Regions from separate parts of the Homo sapiens genome. Here region 1 is linked to region 2. The links are chromatin loops, found by intact Hi-C in ENCODE. Cell type or tissue: thyroid gland. All regions are shown on one strand. Links, peaks and the distances in the headings refer to the core of each region. The heading gives the core; the rest is flanking DNA.

Region 1 (9,841 bases), core at 302-8,301, 180 kb after region 2:
AGAAAAGAAATGCCTCGTGTCACACTTCACTACACTCTGTGCCTCCCCTCGCTACCCCCTACCAGGTAGGAGGAGGGGTCGGCAGGGCCAGGTCCTGCCACTACTTGTTGAAGGACACACTGTCTGTCCATGCCCAGGTAACCATGCAGGACAACACCACCTGAGCACTTGGCAAAGACTCGTAATAAACTAGATCTATAATAATGTCTCTCTCTCCCTCTCCCTCTCTCTCATCTATGCTACCTTTGATCTCAACAATACCTATTTCAGGATGACTTCTCATTCAAAAAGGACAATTGCCTAGGGACATGAAATTCAGAGTTACTTGAATGAAATTTTTAAGCTATTCAATACAGCTCCTTTCATAAAGTTATAGACATGCAGGGTTGGAAAGGGCCTAACCTCATTCAATGGTTGAATGGCTTCTCCAACATTCTGCCAGATGGTTGTTGAGTCTTTGCTGGAACACCTCCATTGATGGGGAGCTCGCTACCATCTAAAGGCATCCATTCCATTTTAAGATAGCTTTAATTATAAGAAAAGTCTTCCATATAATAGAGCTTAAATTTATTTCCCTGGAACTTCCACCTGCTGGTTCTACCCTTTGGAGAATAAGTGAATTCCTTCTTTCATATAACAGCTCTTCAGTTTTCAACACCTGTCTATGACTCACACTCTCCCCAGCCACCCTGAGTCTTCTCTTCCGCAGGCTGACAATGCCCACTTCCTATAACCTTTTCTACCATTCCAAGCCAGCTTCAGAAACCCATCCATCAGAATAGTGCTGCAAAAAAATTCTAGCCCTACAATAAAATATCCCTAAAGTGTCCATGTGACTTTCATCATCTCTTTATAGTGCCTTTAGGTTTGGTTTAAAAAAAAAAAATCTGTCTTTGCAGGAAAATAGATGCTTCTATTTGAGCTGGGGAAACAAGGAGCAGGGAGGGAGGGGGATGCATTTCAGTGGGCCAAGGAGAGCACAGGGTTGAGGAATGGGATCTCTTGCTACGGAGGCTGTGTTAAGCGGCCCAAGACCAGCACTTGTGGGCTTGTCACTCAATGCCCCTTAGGACAGCCTTAAGTGCCACTACCGCTCACTGGGGGTGTTCTCAGGAGACAGGGACCTTCCAGATAGGGTTGCTGAATACTGCAGAAGGCGAGCTCCTTTGTCTGCACAATCCCAGGATCAAGCCTTCCCCAACGCACCCAGCCCCAGCCCAGCTCAGTGAGCCAATTCCTGACCTGGCTTCTTTGCCTTTCTCTCTGTTCCCTCCCCAGCTCCACTTTTGCCTTTATGGTTCTAGCTCGGGGCGCCTGTGCCCAGCCCATCTGTTCAGTCCCATATGCTTCCCGTAAGGGCTGCCAAGTCGGCCCAGTGCTCAGTGACTCTACTCCAGCCCCTGGTGGCTGGTCTCAGGCTTTCTCTATCCAACCTGGTCGCTAGGAAACAGCCTTGCTACTGCATCAAGGCCAGACCTGGATGCTGTCATGGTACAGCAGAGGCGTGGCTATTGGCCTGGGGCACCCGATGGGCACCCAAGACCAACCTTCCTCAGGGAGTGCCCCTGGGTCAGGAGGGCCTGGCCTCAGGAGGTTTGCCCTCAGGGCCCACATCCCTGGAAAGGTGCTGGTGAATAAGACCCTCCCAGGCTGGAGGGTCTATACTTGGTAACCCTATAGACCACAGAGTGGAGAAATATTTCAGAAAAATTAAGATTTGGAGGAAAATGGAAAATATGTTTAATCTCTTTTTGTACTCTTTGCAAATCTGTAGTTCCCTTTTCAGCTAAAGAACTTAAAAGTGAATTATGGATAACATATTTTGATTCCAAAATGTTCATGTTGGTACACTTAAAGGGGTATAAATGAAGATTTGAAAAAAAAATGGTTACATTTTGGGAAAGTAAGGTTTTTCTTGTTTTATCTCATCCTTTTTAGTTGATGGAGTAGTAGATTATAGATACATCTTTCTATGCTTTCACACATTTATAGCAGGTCACAGGGCACCTTGTTTATGGCCCCTTTCTACAACAAATTCTTGTGGCAGGTCACTAAGAGGCATGATGCAGGGGCAATCATGTGGACTTCGGAGCAAAATACCTAAGTTCAAATTCTGACTCTTCTATGTATTAGCTTTGAGACCCCAGGGAGCTTTATTGAGCCTACGTGGGAATAATAATTTCAATTCCATAAATTGGTGAGAAAAATTAGCTAATTTAAGAAAAATTAGCAAATTTCGTGAAACATCTTTAGTACGGTGCTTGGTACACTGGAGACAATAAACATTGCTGAGTAAAAACAGCCTGGTGGATTACAGCCCAGTGACTTTGAGGTCCCATATGTGAACGATTCCTAAACTGTGCCACCCTTTCCAGAATGGCAGATAAAGCCCTGGCTAAAACTCTTAAAGTAGATGAGGAAGCAGCTCCAGCCGGCCATGATCCAGCTTCCCCATACAAAAGAGAACCAGGTCTGAATTTCATCAGCCACCGACAGTGGAGAGCTAACAAATTGTTCTCTTTACCCTACCAGTACCTGTAAACACTGCCAGCTCTCTCTCCCTCCTCCTCCTCCCCTCTCCTCTCTTTCTCTGTCCTCCACACCTCCCCTAAGATTAGATTGGATTCCAGTTTTATAAGGCCATTCTGACACCTACAGCCAACCAACTGCTCCACTTAATAGGAACGACACTGTGACTGAAATTAACTCCAGAGGGGAGATTTCCAAGCCATTGCTCAGACAGGCTTGTCTGTTTGCCACCCGTTTGGACTGGGGCCCCCTACTTTGCTGCACCTTCTCCTGCGGCTGTCCTCTCCTCCCGCATGTCACAGAGAAAATATCCTTGCTCCTATAAACCTGTTTTAGGCCTGAACAGGCAGCATGGGATGCCCTCCCCATGGGGGCAAGTGGAGATCAAACACAGGATGAAGAGTCTGTGTGAAATACTAGAAAGAGTGGACTTGGAGTCAGACAGATGAATTCCAATTCCCTTTTCATCACTTATTAGCTGTGTGACCTTGGGCAAGTTACTAAACCTCTCTGGGTCTCAGTTTCCACAGGTGCAAAATGGGTACAATAATAACTACTGTGTAGAAAAATTGTGAGAATTAAGGAAGGTAATGCATGTAAAAGTGCTTCATGTAGTACCAGGCATACATAGTAGATACTTAATACACGACAGTTCACTTAAAGTCCAAACTTCAGCTTTGAGCAGAGATACAAAAATCTCCCAGGTTGCAAGAAATGTCTTCATTTCAGCTAAATGGTTTACTGTCTATGGACATGGCATCTGGGATGATTAAGCTGAAGATGGGAAATACCTGTGCTCCATTCAAAGCCCAGCTCCAAATTTGCCTCCATTTAGAAGTCTTTGCTGAAAGAAGGCTTCTACCACTTACTAGCTGTGCATTGTCAGGCATGTTACTTAAAATATTTTAACAAGTTTTATTACTCTTTTTATTGGTTGTCCTTTAGCACTTATGAACACATTTGAGACCATACAGAAAGCTCAATTCTAAGTAAATATGACAGGTGGATGCTTAATTTATATACTGCTAGAAATAAATTTATTTGCTAATGTTTGAAACCCTAGAGTTAAGTAATTTTCAGGTGGCTCAGTGGTGACACCTATCTGTGAAGTCTGGTGCAGCAGATCAGCTCTATCAGACATGGAACATTTTAACCAAAGGGGAAGGCAGGGAGGATAAGTGGTGCTTTAAGAGTGAAGCCAGGGGATTCTGAGTCTCAGGAAAAGGAAAAGCAGGTCCATTTTCTTTAAAAAATGTTAATGTACTTGCATCTTGTTATTCAACTGGACTCTAACATTCCAAGAATATGGCTATATATATTTTTTTGGGGAAAAGAACTTAGCTATGGAATTAGAAGCTGGGTTCTCTCATGAATTGGCTGTGCTGTTTTATGCAAGTTGTACAACATCACAAAACCTCATGATCTTATCTATATGCAGGAGGCAATATTTACCTCACAGGACTATTTTAAAGGTGAAACAAGACAACGTGTGGAAGAATCTGCCATGTATTAGCTAGGTGTTGTGGGTAAGGTATGTAGCCTCCTTGGGCCTCAGTTTTCTGATTGAAAAGTGGGATTGTCAAGAGGTTACCATGAGGATCAATGAAAGGACGTGTTTCATAAAAAGTTTTCTATACATTGAAATATTATTTTAATATTTACTTATTACTATAGCAAGCACACTACAAGGTCTGAAACTTAGATGACCCTCAGTCCATGTTTGCTGGATGAATAAATGGTGGAATGAGAGACCATTTGCCTAGTCCAGGCTTGGATGTTTGCCAAAATGAGGACCCCTTTAAAAGGAGAAGAGGACTGATGATATTAATACCAGATTTTTTTTCCCAGCAGATCCATATTTAGCTTTGTCCATCCCAAAGGGCTGGTGGCCTGGAAGCTCTGCAGACATGAATGAGGCGGCTTTGTGCTGTACCCTGCTTCACCATGGAGACACACACCTGCTGTGGTGTAAGATGAAGAAGCTGAGAAGCCGCCATCTGTAAGATGTAAATTTTTATTTGTCTTCCAGGAGCAGGGGCAGGTTGTACCAAGTTGCCCTCCCTTGCTTCCCCCTGTGATTGATGGCACAGAGTTAGGCTGGAGCTGGCTGGCAATGGTGGTGAGCCTATAAAGCTAACAGCTCATGTGCAGATCCTGCACATGGGCCTCTGAAAACATTGACCTCACCGATGAGCCTGACTGTTCTCCGCAGGCTCACATGGACCATCCTTCACACGTGCATTCTGGGGCTCTCACTCCACTCCAGAGTCCTGGAGGAAGGGGGCTGTTGTTTCTAGTTTATGTCTGGTTTCTCCTGGCATATTCAGTTCTGAAGGACCAGAGCCCTGATCCACTGGGGATGACGGGAGCCAAAGACCCAGACTCTTTAGCAAAACTGAAGCAGGTCAAGTTCAAGTTCATCTCAACTACCTACATTTTGGTGCTCCTCGTTCTCCCCCACCCTCAAGGCACCTGGCATGCGGACATTTCCCATGCTGCACTTCTAAAGGATCCTACGGGTAACAGATTCAATAAGTAATACAGATTATATATAAATAATTATGTTTACTGAGTCCATACTATGTATTAAATGCTGCAAGGTGTACACATATAAATGCTCTTCTACTGGGCAGGCTAGGGTAGCCATTATGAGTGCTGACCTTACACTAGGCAGGTCTCAGCCCAAATCCTGCTTCTAGCACTTATTAGCTCTACGGTCTCAGGCAGGTTATTTAATATCTCAAAGTCCTATGCCTATGCCTTCTCTCTCCTATGAGACATGAGAACCCTGGCTTCTCGTCAACTAGCATCAACTGAAATCTCCTGCCATGTTTAAGGGCATCTGTGTCTAACATGCTAAACTCTTTTTTTTCTTTTTTCTTTTCTTTTCTTTTTTTTTTTTTTTTTGAGACAGAGTTTTGCTCTGTCACTCAGGCTGGGAGTGCAGTGGCGTGATCTCAGTTCACTGCAACCTCCACATCTCAGGTTCAAGTGATTCTCCTGTCTCAGCCTCCTGAGTAGCTGGGATTACAGGAGTGCGCCATGACACCAGCTAATTTTTGTATTTTTAGTAGAGACAGGGTTTTGCCATGTTGGCCAGGCAGGTCTCGAACTCCTGACCTTAAGTGATCCATCCGCCTCGGCTGCCCAAATTGCTGGGAATACAGGTGTGAGCCACTGCTCCTGGCCTAACATGCTAAACTTGCAGTGGAAGGCCCCTTAGCATGGGATCTAGGGTTAGATAGTCTTAGCTCTGTCACTCACCCGTTGTGGAACCTTGGGAAAGTGAAATAAACAGAGCCAGTTTCCTTGCCTCTAAAGCTCTAAAGTGGGGATAATAGTAACACCTACACCTCATCATATGGTTATAAAGATTAAATTAATCAATGCCTCTAAAAGACTTAGCCTGGCCCCTGCTATATAGCAAATGTTCAATAATTTTTGGTTATTATTGTTAACCTCATCTCCCAATAGACGAGGTAGCCCAAGATCACACACCTGAGACTTGAACCCAAGTCTTCTGACACTGAGACCAGTTAGGTACTTCCATCACAGAATGCTGACTCATCTGAATAACATGTGTTAAGACACTATTGGAGGATAATGGCTTGCTGTTCCCCTGCATAAAAACATAGTTACAATTTCACAGGAGCTGTCAAGCCTTTAGTGCAAAGAGAATAATAATGGGCACCCAGGTACCATAAAGGACAGGTGGGAGGGAGAGCTCTCTGTGCAGGAGGAGCAGTGAAAAAATAGAACAGGTTACCTTCACTAAATGATTAACTTTCTTTTTACCATTTGTTGGTTTCAAATTAAAATAAGTCTAGCCAACTTGCAAAGCCACCCACCAGCTTCAACTTGATTGAAATCAGCTGAATCGGAATGACAGCATCACAGGCGTTCACAGAGATCAGGGGGAAGGATGGGGAGCAGAGCCAGGAGGGGCCACCTCAGCGAGGCCTGCAACAGGAGGTGTTTATTCTTTAGGCCCCTAAGAATGACTGGAGTCATTCCTGACCTTGTGGCTCTTGATAGAGTAGTGAATGGAAAGGCACTATTAATCTGCAAATAGAAGGGGACTTGGGAGCTCAAAACCTGTCTGTAAATAAGCTTTGAGGGGGCGAAGGTTGGAAAGTCAGTGCATTACAAGTTTAAAGCATCAGGTGCACTTGGATTTGGCCCTTTTGGGTTTTGTGTTTTGGCCTTTTTTTATGGCTTGAGTATGGGTGAGATAGTCCTTTATTATGATAGGCACTCACATGCGCACTCGTGGCCCCAGATGAGAGCCTGGAAGTCATCACCTGGCCCTTTAACTTGTTCACTCCTAAGCCTGGCCCCAGGAGCACTCTTCTCCCTCCTAGATGTTATTCTCCTTCAAAAGCTCCTTCCTCACTCCCACGGAGAGACCTGGTAAGCCCTGGGGTCAAATGCAACCCCCAGCTAGAATCATTGCTTCAGGAGCCAGCCCATTGGGAAGAGAAGACATCTAGCAAAGATTTCTCTGGCAGGGGCACAGATTAATTTGTGGCTTGGCAGAGGAGAGACAGAACAAGAGTTGGGGAGGCAGGGTTGGATTTTGGGTCTAGATTGGTGATGTTTGAACTTGTGTGCACATTGGAATCACCCAAGGAGCTTCAAAACCCACCCATGCCTGGTCTCCCGCAACATACTGTAATTTAATTGGTCTGGAGTGTGGCCGGGGCTTTGGATGGTTTAAGAGACCCCCAGGTGATTCCAACGTGTGGTCAGGTCTGGGAATCACTGGTCTGGGACTCCTACAGAGAGGGAGTTCTGCTTCACCCCTAGTCTCTACCTCTCCCACCCCAGACACATGTATTCTCTGTGGGGGCCTCATGGGTTGCTGGAGTGAGGAGTCCAGTTGAGCACAACCACCGAGTAAAGGGATTTCAGGCCCGGGGAAAGTACCCTCTGGCTTTCAAAACACCTCTCCCACCTACTTCCTAACACCTGCAGCTCCTTCGCAGGGACAAAGCTCTTTATTCCACAATGAGAGATAAGGCTTAAAACAGCAATGCCCTTGGGAGAAGAAGGAGAGTGACTCACATTCATGCTAAGCTATAAATGACTGATGAGCAGGGGAGAGAACACTGAGCCATGTTGACAGCCTGACGCAGGGGAGAAGTGTGAACATATTCAAGCTAGAGGGGCCCCCTCATTTTAGAAAGGAGGAAACTGGGTCCCAGTGGTGTGACCCAACATGGTCAAGGCCATCTGTTCAGCAGGTCAGCCCTAGCGTCCAGGGCAGAGAGGATGCTCTTCATACTTGGCACAGCTTGAGGTAGGGCTGGCCTTGACTGTCGAAAATGAAGATGCCTCCTGCAGGCGTCTCCATGGTAGATCTCTGTATCAGACTTTGCATTGCCCCAAAATGCTGTTGGAAAATGTGTCAGGCATTTTCTTACTAACAATGCCTGTGGGTGCTACTGGCATTTAGTGGGCAGGGTCCAGGGACACAAAATAGCCTGTAATGTGTGGGGCAATCCTGCCCAAGGAAGTACGGTGCAGATCCAAATGCCATCAATGTCCCCTATCAGAAACACTATTAATCCTGGGGCTGTGGCAGTCTATGAGGCGCATCTTCCCCTAAAACCCATGACAGAAGCGCTGGTCCCATGCCTGTGGGCATGGTCTGGACATCGGTGGAGGAGGCATTTGTCTCCAGGTAGGTTCTATGGACACTTTGAGGCTAGTGCCTGTGCAGCTGGGTTTCCCACAGGCCTCTGGGACATTGCCCCATTATCTGGAGCTGAGCTCTGGGTACAGGGATGCTGAATACCCTCATACCAGAGCTCCAGGCCAGAGATTAAAAATGCCTAGTGGGCGGTGTTTAGCACAGCCCACTCTTGCTGAGACCCCCCCCCCTCCTTCTTCTGGCATGAGACCTGGTCAAAGAATCAGCCCAAGTTATCACCTGCCCCTGCTCAACCTTGGTCCCCTGGGGATGCTACACAAAGTAAAGGGCTTGCCTAGAAAGCTACTCCTTAAGCAGAAAGGACCCTGTGCCATGTTGCCAGGGCCCTGAGTAGCAAATGTAGGCATTTCATGCTGCTGCCTGATTGCTTTCAGGGGTGCTCCACTCCTCTTAATCCAAAGATTTATACTTTCTTGATTTGATAGTGGGGCAAAGTTAGATGAGTGGGCCATTATCAGGTAGTTAAAGAGTCCAGGCTGTTCGCTTCACTGGGGCAGTCATGTCTCCTCTCTGGGCCTCTGTTTCCTTATTCATAAAGGGTGCTGGTCATGCTGCCTGCCTTCTCATGGAACGGGCATAGCACATCAAAGCATGTGGCGGATTCTCGAGCTGTACCCAAACAAGCGCTCTCTATGCAGGAGGCGCTTATTTTCCCATCATCATTGCAGGCACCCACTGTCCCTATGTCTCCAGAGCCCCACACCTTGGACCACCCCACATCCCTGGACTACTGGCCCCAGGGACCGCCCTGACATTGTGACCACCTGGGACAAGACTCAGAGGGCCTGGCCATGAGCGGCAGGTGCAGAGTAGGGGCAAAATCTCATCCTATGCTCCACGGTGCCTGCCACTTGCTGACCACCAGCACCCTGATCCTCCAGGAAGGAAGAGAGAGGGTGGAAACCCGCAAAAGAAATCAGCCAGGCCTGAGTTCTCCAGGCAGTGGTGCCTGCGAGACTTTACATTCAGGAAGCTTAGCTGACATTTATGGCGGGAAGTTTTATTTCTGTGGTAAATAACCTCGAATGGTATAGGTCATTAGACTAATAACAGCAGATAATTAATTTTCTAACTCTTTTTTAAGCTGGCCACATATTACAAGAGAAATATAATTTATTCTTTTTCTTCTCTTGCGGATGTGACCGTGCTTATCCCGTTGTCCTGCCCATCAGAACGGAGATGGCGGGAGTTTTCCCTTCCGCCCCCGGTCTGCTAAGACACTGTTAGAGGTTACAAGTAACCCCGCCTCTTCTTCTCCCTCCTAGACGTTATTCTCCTTCAAAAGCTCCTTCCTCACCACCATCTGAGGTGGGTTTTCATTCGCCCTGCCCTGTTTCCCATGGGTCTTGGGCACAGGGGCTGGTGCTGATTTCCAGGGCTTTGACTGAAGGCCTCTATGTCGTCCCCAGCCTGAGTACAATGCCGGGAGAGGTGCCCAGTCGCACTGCTCGCAGCCCCACATCACCACACTCGTGCCTTCCCCTGAGCCGCTGCACCCACCATTCCCTACGGCCCAGTGCCTGGGCCCCTGCTCTCTATGTAAAGCCCGTCTGCTGCCCGTGGCTTGGTTCAGCTCCTCCGTAACTGAGCTCATCCTCA
Region 2 (11,103 bases), core at 2,447-10,446:
AAAAAAAACACCACCTCTGTGTCATGCTATGCCCAAGCCACCCCGGTTGGGAAAAGGGCTGTCTCCCTGGGGATAATGCGTACTGGTTCCTGGCCGGATGTCAGACATGTCGATGAGGGGTCCTGTGCTCTGGATGAGGGTTGGGTGGTGCAAGGAGACGCCAGTACAGAAGCTCTGTGGGTTGACAGCTTGGCTGAACTCAGCATCTGTCACAGGGATGGTGGCCTTGTCATCTCCTGGGGAAAGAAGGACAATTACTGGGAGTCCTTTACAATTGTTTTTTAAAGCTCTTTTGGATGTGACTGAATTTCTCTTTGTCTTTATCCAATGTGTTTTTTGTTTGTGGATTTGTTTGTTTGTTTTTTTGAGACAGGGTCTCACTCTGTTGCCCAGGCTTAATTGTGATCACTGCTCACTGCAGCCGCCTCAATCTCCTGGGCTCAAGCTATCCTCCTACCTCAACCTTCTGAGTAGTTGAGACTACAGGATGTGTCATGCCTGGCTATTTTTTTTTTTTTTTGTGGTAGAAATGGGATCTCACTATGTTGCCCAGGCTTGTCTCGAACTTCTGGCCTCAAGTGATCCTCCCTCCTTGGCCTCCCGAAGTGCTGGGATAACAGGCATGACCCACCAACCCAGACTTTATCCAATGTTGAGTCACAGAAAGGCCAGCAATTCCCTCCGTTGGACAGAGGAGGAAAATTAGCCCTTGAGAGAAGCCACAGTGAGTTCTAAGGTTGTTGAGTGGTTGATGGGGCTACTGCCAGAACCCTGGGCACTGCCATGAGGGTTGGTGTTTGACTTCCATGGGTTGTAGCCTGGGGAAGCACACCCAGCAGGACAGGGAACTTGTGGCACCTGTCACTCACCCAGTTGCTTGATGCCTTCTTTGTCCTCGATGAGCAGCTGGACCCTGGGGATGTCAATGTGTAGCCGTGGGCCCTGGGGTGGCCCTTTCACAGGGGTGTCAAAGCTTCTATTGTTCTTGCTGTGGGGAGAAAGACTGGAGGTGGTGGCTCAGCAGCCATAAGGGGTTGGGGAAGGGGGCTCTGCAGGACAGTGGGATTTTAGAAGCCTGCCTCCTATTCTGGGAGTTCAGAGCGAGGCTCCTGGGTCCTCCTCAGGACAGAGGGGAGAAGGGAGGAGAAAGGAAGCAGCTTGGTGATACCCACCTTATCAACATTTCTGCCAAACTCTTTGCATCTGCAAAACAGTAGAGGGAGAGGAGGGCTGGGTGAGAATGAAGTTTGAACAGGATGACAATGGGAGAGGCATGGGAAACAAGGTGGAGAATTCCTTAAAATGGGGCCAGGGCTGGTCTCCTAAGAAGCAGAAGGAGAAATGTAAGGACCTACAAAACAGCCCAAAACATGACGCGGTTTCACTGCTCCAAATTCAGGATTTGGCTCAAGTCTGTTTTCCTTTCTTCAAATTTTATCTAATTGAGAGAACCTTCCCAAAGCACTGGGGGCATAGCAAGTGCCTCATCTGCTTCATGAATTGACTCTGCTTAAACACAACACCATAACAGGCTGGAAATGGATATCAGTGGAAGATTTATCTTCAGTTATATCTTGTGGAGAGGAGAGAGTGGAGGATGTAGTAGAGGTGGTCAATGGGAAGCCCCAGATGATTAAACTCTCATATCAACCAAGAGGCTTCACTTCCTCCTCTGGGGCCTCTGTCCCCAAAAAGTCCATGGATGGATTTTGTGGCCCCTGCTTTGTCTCAGAGGAGCCTTGAATAAGATCAGGACTCTCAGGTTAGGAATTTGGAAGAGAGGAGAATTAAAGGGCCTAGTTAATTTATTAGACCCCTGATACCTGAGAATGAGCTGTCAGAATGAATCCCAAATAGCTGTATGCATGCATCTAACCATCCAATTGTCTGGCTATCCATTCACCCATCCATTGATCCATCCATCCATCCATTCACTGATCTAGCCATCCATCCATCTAACCACCTACCATCCAATTATCCATTCATCCATCCAACCAACCATTAATTCATCATCCACCTATTCAACCATCCATCTGTCTATCCATCCACCCATTGATTCAACCAGTAATCCATTCAACCATTCACTCATGAATTCAACATCCATTCAATCATTCTTATATTTATATGTTAAACCTTACATCCAACCACTCCTTTAACCATTCACCCAATCATTCCACAATTCCAATAGTTTTTCCATCCAGCCATCCATCCATCTTGTCATCCATCGATCTATCAGAATAGTCATCCATCCATCCAAGCATTTGTTCAATCATCTACCTATCTGTTCAACTATTCATATAATCATTATCTGGCCATTCAACAATCCATCAATTTATCCATCCATCCACCCATCTATTCATTCAGCCTTTTATTCAACCATCCTTACACCCAGCCATCTATTCAGCCATCCAGCCATCCTTCTATCTATACATCCTTCCATTCAACCATTTATTCAGTGATCCATTCAACCATCCAACCATGTAACTACTCACCACCCATCTAGTCATTCAATTATCCACCCAATCATCCATCCATCCATCCATCCTTCCATCCATTCATCCATCCAATCATCAACCATCCATTGAACCATCTATTCATCCATTTACCCAATTCCTGAACACAATAGGGAGCATTAGTCATTCCCTCTTCTGTGCTACTATTGTCTCCTGGCTCCTCACATTAGATGATAAACTCTGTAAGAGTATGGCTTGGCCGTTCTTTATTGATCTCTATAGTCTTGCAGTATCTATGATGAAGCAGACCCAATAAAAGTTTTCCAAATAAGTGAAAGTATATTTATGAAGCAACTAGTAGGTGCCAGACACTGTGTTAGGCTGTGGGAAAACTGAGGTAAATCAGACCCATTCACAGTAGACTGTGGCATCAGGTAATGGAAAAAGGGGATAATATTCAAAATATTTAACACCTGACATGGTGCAGAAACTGCCCAGTTAGAACTGAGCATTGTCCTAGAGACTACCTGCAGGTCTATTCTTTAGTGAATGGGTCCTAGGAAAGTTGCAGGGATCCCGTGAGAGGGGATGAAGCATCCAGTGTGGAAAGGAGCAACATCTGTTTACCAACCAACATGGAAATGTTTAAATATTTAACAATCAACATGGCTTTACCAGTGTGTACCTCTAAATATTAGCCCTGACTGGGGCAGGCACAAAGTCTTGGGGGCATAGAGGAGGAAGTGGTGAACGAAACCTTCTGAACTAAGGAGGTTTCAGAAAGTCTGAGTGGCTGCTCCTCCTTCAAGGGGACACAGGCACTCTGTATCATCCAGATGGTGCTGTGAGCCAGGGAAGGGGGGGGACAATGTGGCTGAGAGCCAACACCCCCTCCTGGAAGGCCCATAGGAAGCTCCCCCACCTCGGAGTCGCTTCAGCCGTTTCTCCTTCCTCTTCTTGCGTACGATGAAGAGCAGTGCCACCCCCAGTGTGGCCAGGATGACAGGGCAGCCGATGGTGAACAGCTTCTTCACATCATCCCCTTCACCTTGAGCAGACTTGATGGGTGGAATGGTGCCTGAATGAGGGCAAAGAATAGAATTAGATGTCCCTTATGAGCCAGGTGCTGTGCAGAACATCTCATGGGTGGGGCAGTCCTCTGACCTCTCTTGCTGCCCTTGGGCTCTGACCTCCACCTCCTGGCACAGAACCCTGGACTTCCCCTCTGCTCCCCAAATTCTGGTCCTATCAGGACAGCCATGAACAGTTGTGTAGTTTTAATATTGCATTTTATTAACAAAGTCCTGGTACTGTTGTAGAATTAGCCTAAAGTCTCCTGGAGTTAGTCTCTCGCCTGTTGAAGTTCAGTGCTCATTCCCAGAGAGTGGATTGATGGGCTTAAATTCTGATATCCAGCTGGGGTGGGGAGAACAAAGGGTGAAGCATGGTAGGGAGAAGTCTGGGCAGTGGACCCTGGGTTCTCTTCCCCAGATGGAGACAAAAACCACTACAAACCCTACATTCTCTCCCTGCTCACCCCTCCTGGGGGCCATATCTGTTAACCTGGGGCTCCTGTGGGGAAGCATGGCAAGTTCTCCTGCTGACATAACCCTCTGCCAAGCCCTGACCCTTGCCTGTTTCAGAGCTTTGCTTAAGAGTCACCTCCTTCATGAAGCCTTCCTTGCTTGAGTCCATCCCCTTTTAATACTGCTTTTATTCTGTTTCCTTAACACATAGGTAGACTTGTGACAATGGGCTTCTATGAATTCAGCCTTCCATGTCCCTTCAATGGATGTGTGTGTGTGTGTATGTGTGTGTATGTGTGCACGTGTGTATGTATCCCCATGTGGCAGATGCAGTTAGGAACTGGTAGTATGCCTTTTCTGTGGATCCTGGAGTCTCCATGTTCAAAAAGATGGTGGCCACTCAACCCTCGCAGGACTCCAAGAGAGCAAGAAACAAATCAGTACAGGGTTAAGCCACCAGGTTTTGGTATTTGCGACTGCAGCATAGGCTGTCCCCTCCTGGCTAATATTCCATATCAGCAGAAAGTTCTTAGAGGTCAGGACCTCAACCACACCTCTACCTCCCTTGTCACCTCCCTGAAACAATGCACAGTGATTGAGGACTGCAGCTTCAAAGACTCTCCATCTTTGGTATTACTGACCTATGTGTCTGTCCATCTGTAGTGGCCATTGGTGCATCTGCCCGCTTACCTGGCTGCAACAAACCTGATGTCCCCTTTGTCAGCCCCTTCACCTGCAGGCCAGCATTTCCCCCACCTGCATTCCTGCCTGTTTTTCTATTAGTCTGTCTCTTTATGTATCTGCCACTCTGCCCACTTCCTTCGCACCACCCTGCTCCAGCCTCTGTACCATCCCTTCCACCCTTGCGACTCACTGCCATCGTAGTCCAGGGTGGCGAACTGGGCTGTTTCATTGCCGCAGCCCGCACTGTTGCAAGCCCTCATGCGCAGCTCGTACCACGTGGCCTCTCGCAGTTCCGTCAGAAACACCTCCCCGGAGCTGTTGGCCCGGAGGCCCTGCCAGGCCCAGGTCCCCTTGGGCCGGTACTCCAGAACGATGGCTGTGATAGGGCAGCCCCCATTGTTCCAGCCCTGCAGGTTAAGCCGAGCATGCGTGGAGTTGATGTGGGTGAAGAGGTGTTGGTCTTTGCTGAAGGAGGGCTCTGGCAGGCCGGAGGGAGAGAGAGAGGTTAGAGAGATTTGGTGGGAGGCAGGACTGGACTGGGCTGGGCTGGAAAGGATTTCCCTGGGGCAGCTGGGATGGCAGTGGCTCCAGGAGAATACATGTTTGGCACAGATGGGGTGGGGAAGCCCCAGGGCGCAGAGGAGGAAGAGGAGGGGAGGGAGGAGAGGGAAGAAAAGGGCAGGGCCTGGAGAGGGGCCTCAGTAGAGGAGGAAGGGAGCTGGGAAGAGGCAAAGGAATGCCACCTTCGGCCACCCGGTGGGGAAGTGGAACTAGTTTTTCCTAATGGGATCCATCGGGACACTGTGGTGACGGGAAGGAGGCTGAGGCTCCTCCCTTCAGTCTCCCTGCATCCCTGGACCCCTCCTTCCCCACCCCAGCCACCTTACACCCCATACCTGGCCCCTCTAGCCCACCCTCCCTGGGCCCATCGCTCCTTCCCTGCCCCAGTGGCCTGGGCCTCACCCCGCCCGTGGGTCTTGGCCTCGATGATCTCGCTGATGCGCCCAGAGCCCACGCTGTTCTTGGCTGCCAGCTTCACCTTGTACCACGTGCCACACTTGAGGCTGTCCAGCTTGAAGGAGCGCTCGCTGGAGCTGATGAACACATCCTTCCACTCCTCGCTGTTGTCCACCGAGTACTGTAGCACGAAGCCTGCGGAGGGTAGGCCTGATTCAGGTGGGGGCAGGGCAGGGCAAGGCAGCAGAAGCCCAGCCTCAGGTACCCCAACAGGGGGCTGGGCTCCAGGCAGGGGGCAGAGTCAGGCTTTTGGTCATTGGAACGGGCATATGCTCCTTAGAAGCAAAATTGGAAGGATCAGCCCCAGTCAACTCTCTATGTTAAACCAACCAATCAACAAAACACTGTGAGGGCCTGGGGTCCAGCCCCCGGCGGGTCTGACGCTGTCACTTTGGTTCTAGTGTTAGGGGTTAGCGGCAGGTTCGGGAGGGGAGAAAACCAGAGTTGTGAGGCTCACAAGGGGTCCTGTCTAGATCTTCACTAGGATCTAGACACGGCCCCCTGAGCAGCAGGCTCAGAAGCACCTGGGGCGTGTTAGAAAGGCAGGTCCTCAGCCCCAGCCCAGAGCGCTGAGTCAGAACTGCATTGTTACAAGGCCCCTTGGTGACGCAGACGCACGCCCACACTTGGAAAGCACTGATCTAGTAGTCCATTTGTCTACTTCGACAGATTGGGAAACCCAGACTCAGAGAGGGAAACAGCCTACTCCAGGGTCACACAGCTCACAAGTGGCATTGGAGGGGCGGGCGTACTAAATCCCAGGTGCCTGGGCCATTGCAGTTCCCTTGGCACTTGAGTGACTTCCTTGTGGGTCACTTGGCCCCCAGATCGTTTCTGTCATTTGGAGACAAATGGCAGAAGTGGGTGAAGCCCCTTCCCTGCCCCGGGCCCAGAATTCCTTCCCCTATCTTCCCCCGCATCCAGACCCCTCCTCACCTCGGATGGAGCTGCCCCCATTGTCACCTGGAATCCAGGTCAGGGTGATGGACGAAGCTGAGGTTTTGGAGACAGTGAGGCGGGGCTGGTCCGGGGGAACTGTGAGGGGAAAGCCACCACCCCTTAGCACAAGGGCGGACCCTGTGATGGGGTGTGGGGAGTCCCCCCGTGACGGGAAGGTGCTGGCTCTCCCACACCCTCACTCCCACTCCCACTCCCCAGCTCTCCTGCCTCCCCTTCCATGTGCACCTCTGTTTCTCCAGAGGTCTGTCTCTCCCTTGGTTTGGCTTCTTCCATTCGATGACCCTCTCGCATGATGGAATCCCTACCCTTTCTCCATCCCTGTCCCCACCTGGGGTCACCTGCCTCACAGAGCCTCACCTTGCACCAGAAGGTTGACGATGATGGTGTCAAAGCCACCAGTGTTGGTGGCCGTGCACGTGTAGTAGCCAGAGTCCTCAGCCTTCACTGCACGCAGCAGCAGTGTGCCATTGGTGTGGATGAGCCGGTGCCCATCCATGGACACTGGAATGGCCGAGTCTTCACTGCCAGGGGCGAGGATGGGGCGGGTGGGTCATGTCAAGCACCCCTTCCTCCTGAGGCCCTCCCCCCGGTGTGTGACAAAGAGAGCTGGGGGTGGAAGGAGGCTCGCCAGGGAACGCCGGGTTCTTGGGGCTTTGCTCAGCACTCCCTGGGGGTATGAGGTAACCCAGCCTCTTTAACCATCCGGGGAAGGGAGGTCCTTGGCTCCCAAGAGGGGAGCCAGGAGGCCAGGCCTGCTTGAGAGAGCAGTAGCAGCACACCCTGCAGGGCCTCTGCAGGCCTGGAGGCAACCGGGTCACCAGGCAGGAGGGCCCCAGACTCTTCTCCACACCGCTCTTCTACTATATCCCTCTTTGGGGCCACCCCATCCCTCCACTGTCCCGACACACACCTGTCCTTGGTCCACTTCACAGCAGGGGCTGGATCTCCCACTGAATTGCAAGGCAGCCGAACATCTTTCATCCAAGGTGTTGTCACGGTGCCCCCAAAGGAGATGATCTTTGCTGGGGCTACAGGGAGGAGAGGATGAGGGCCACTCCACTTCTACCCCTGCACAATATCCTGGCCTCCTTCCTTAGGGCCCCCTGGATTTACAGTTCAAATCCTCCCTCCCCGATCTGACCTCCACCTTGGGCTTTTGGTGAGGGGTAGGTGTCAGGGAATATTGGCTGGGAGACATTGACTCAAGAAACATTGATGAAATACCAGTTATGGTCAGGATCACAAGAGGCTCTGAGGATTCAAAAAATGAGTATGATTTATTCCCTGTCCTCACGTTGATCACCATCCAAGAGGGAGACAGATACTTAAGGAAAAATTATAACGGGGCAAAATGCTATGGTAGGTGCAGGCACGAGGAAGCCTAGGGGTGCGAGGCAGGGGGAATGAATGCTGCCCATAAGTGGGCAGTGGAGGCAACGGCCGGGAATAGCATCTGGAATTGGAAGCTCTGACTTGAAGGTTAAGAAAGACTTTATAAGCAGGGAAGGAGACACATGTCAAGAAGAGGGAATAGCACTAAGCACAGACATGGAGACCTGAAGCTCACGGCAGCTGTGAGGGTTTGCAAATACTCTGGGGTAACCAAAGCTTGAGTCCAAGGGGACGGGCAGAAGTAGAATCTTGGGGGCTTTGTTGGCAGGGCCAGGAGACTGGACTCCCTCTTAGAAAGCCGCCACCAGAGGGTTATAAGAAGTGGTGTTGGACAGGCCTGGTGGCTCACGCCTGTAATCCCAGCACTTTGGGAGGCTGTGGCAGGCGGATCACCTGAGGTTGAAGTCAGAAGTTCAAGACCAGCCTGGCCAACATGGCAGAACCCTGTCTCTCTACTAGAAATACAAAAAATTAGCCGGGCACGATGGCAGGTGCCTGTAACCCCAGCTACTCGGGAGGCTGAGGCGAGAGAATCGCTTGAACCTGGGAGGTGGAGGTTGCAGTGAGCCGAGATCATGCCACTGCACTCCACGCTGGGTGACAGAGCAAGACTCTGTCTCAAAAAAAAAAAAAAAAAAAAAAAAAAAGGAGTGGTGTCCTCAGCCGATTTCAGATGCATCCTGGCTGCTTGCAGAGGATAGTTTGGTGGAGGGGGTCCTGGAGGACACAGAACGTGACAGGATGGTGGCCAGAATGCAGGCTGGAGGTGATGCGTAGCAGTGGGGAGATGAGGGGCTCAGAGCAAGAGCTGACAAAACTTAGGGTCTGGCTGGTTTGGGGGAAGAGAGCGGGGAGGGAAGGATGGCTCCCAGGATTCTGGCTGGGCCACCAAGGTGAGTGATGGCACCCTCATGGGAACAGGGCACACTGAAGGAGGGGCAGGCTTGGCAGGAAGGACCGGATGGCTTCATCTCATACTGAGTCCACAGTGCAGCCACAGCTGTAGCTAGACCACAGGTGGGTGCGTGTTCTGGAGCACCAGAGAGATGCCTGGACCAAAGACGCTGATCTGAGAGTCAGCAGGCATGATGAGGCCACAGGAGGGGATGCAGACTGACAGGGAAGTGACCAACTCTAGGATCAGCATGCACAGGCACAGAAGAGAGGACGGGAGTGTCCCAAGGGTGGTGGCGGAGGACTGGGTCAGCAGCATCACAGAAGGTGCGGGGCCACAGGTGCCCAGAGTGTGGTGGGTGGGTAAATGCATCTAGTGCCTGGGAGATCGCCAGGCCCAGATTTAAAGGAACCAAGTGCCCAAGTGCCTCAGAGAGTAGAGGAGGCCCATGGAGCTGGGGCCCTTCTTGGGGTGGAGGGAGAGTGAGAGTGAGGGAGCAGCTGAGAGGTTCAGGTGCATGGCGTGGGGGTGGGCTCCTGTGCTGGTCGTGCCAGGTGCCAAGGGGCTCTCAGAGCAGGGGAGTTCTGGGGTCTGCTTGGAGCAGTGGGGGCACCAGACAGGCCCGGCAGAGGGGTCCACATGAAGACGGCCTCCATGCGGGGGCGGTGAGAAGCCTGGGGGCTTTGTGGGTGTTCTCAGAGTTTCTCCAGAGATCAGGTTCCAGACCTGGTTTTGCCACAGGCTGGGGTTGGCTCCCTGAATCTGTGTCTCAGGGTGTGTGTGCATATGTGTGTGTATGTGTGGGTGTGTATGTGCATCTGCATGTGAGTGTGTGTATGTGTGTGTGTGTGTTAGTGTATGTGTGTGCGCAGATGCGTGTTTGTGCACATGCATGTGAGTGCATGTTGTGTATGTGCATATGTGAGTGTGCACGTGTATGCATGTGTGTATGCGTGTGTATATGCGTATATGCATGTAGTGTGTATAGTGTGTATGTGTGTGCATGTGTGCATGTATTAGTGTGTCTAGTGTGTGTGTGCGTGTGTATGCATGTGCATATGTGTGTGCATGTATTAGTGTGTATAGTGTGTATGTGTGTATATGTGTGCATATGTGTATGCATGTATTAGTGTGTATAGTGTGTATGTGTGTGCATGTGTGTATGCATATATTAGTGTGTATAGTGTGTGTATGCATGTGTGTGCACATTAGTATGTGTATGTGCGTAAATGTATGTGTGGGTCTGTGTGTATAAGTGTGTGCGCGTGCATATGCATGTGTTTGTGCGTGTGCACATGTATGAGTGTGCAGTGTGTGTGTGCGTGTGTGTGTATGGGGGAAGGGGGCAGGAGTGGTTGTCTTTCCCACCTCACAGGGCGGCTGTGAGGTGACGCTGTGTGAATGTGTTCTAGGAAGTCCACAGCTCTCTAGGACCGTGTTTATTTAATGCCCCCAGGAGAAGAGGCCAGCCTTCTGCAAAGATGCCCAGCCCTCACACTCCTGCCTCTGGGCCAGTGCTAGCTGTTCTGGAAGGGTGATAGGCTTTAGGCCCCTTCCCTTCCTGAAGAAGAGGTTGGTGGTAGGGGTTAGGGGGTGGTAGGAGGTGCTGAGGCTGTGTGGAAAGAGCCCTGACTTGGCGCTGGGAGAGCTAGCTCACTCCTTCCCGGTTGTCTTTGCAGCCCATGCCACTCCTGCCTCAGGTTGCTCAGCTGTGGAATGGGTCAACAAGCCCTGCTGGCAGGGCAGGTGGAAGCCCCTGGCCCACCGTAGGCCCTCGATCAGATGCTGGCTGGCTCTGAGCCCGCGGCAGGGTAGGGCTTGGGGCTCTTGTGTTTGGGCCAAGAGAAGCTTGAGTGGCCCCGGTAGGCTGGCCAGGCTGCGCAGGCACCACCTCCTCTCGTCTGGGCTGCGGTGGATAAGAGAGTGGGGGAGTGAGGAGGGGCCCAGGGAGGCCCAACGGCAAGTAGAGGACCTGCGGTCCTGGGCTAGTTGTGGCCAGTTCCTACGCCCCAGGGAGAGGCAGACGCTCAGCCTTGCAGCTCTACCTGCGCGGCTGCTACAGCTTGCCCTTGGGATGAGGCCTTGGAAGTGTCATTCCTCTGAAAAGTGGGGGTGCAGCCCCCATGGCACACCCATGTCCCGGTCAGAGATTCAGTGGGGCACTCCCTAAGAGGGT

What was found. Hi-C counts contacts between places; a loop is a spot of excess contacts. Peaks named below come from ENCODE experiments on the same cell type or tissue, not always from the same donor. Only the 100,000 strongest peaks of a DNase experiment are listed, where the experiment ranks them.
Region 1: it touches region 2 in a loop (2.4-fold over the local background); 12 of 110 quality-filtered maps call a loop at or near these places.

What each region holds. Positions count from the first base shown.
Region 1 is chr11:117,617,798-117,627,638 of GRCh38, forward strand. The region is part of intron 3 of DSCAML1 (DS cell adhesion molecule like 1); the gene reads right to left. Among named protein-coding and RNA genes, the nearest start is that of DSCAML1, 170 kb to the right of the region's middle. RefSeq lists an enhancer at 1-16. In thyroid gland, for the core only: a CTCF peak has its summit at 3,640; no DNase peak of the experiment used is centred there; H3K27ac peaks cover 911 bases.
Region 2 is chr11:117,432,269-117,443,371 of GRCh38, forward strand. DSCAML1 (DS cell adhesion molecule like 1) reads right to left here. Exons shown (of 33, transcript NM_020693.4): 22 at 7,551-7,668; 23 at 6,998-7,161; 24 at 6,617-6,715; 25 at 5,627-5,815; 26 at 4,854-5,141; 27 at 3,376-3,531; 28 at 1,173-1,203; 29 at 870-988; 30 at 84-236. Among named protein-coding and RNA genes, the nearest start is that of CEP164, 110 kb to the left of the region's middle. RefSeq lists enhancers at 3,107-3,156, 5,441-6,415, 10,288-11,103. In thyroid gland, for the core only: no CTCF peak of the experiment used is centred there; DNase peaks (open chromatin) are centred at 5,753 and 6,273.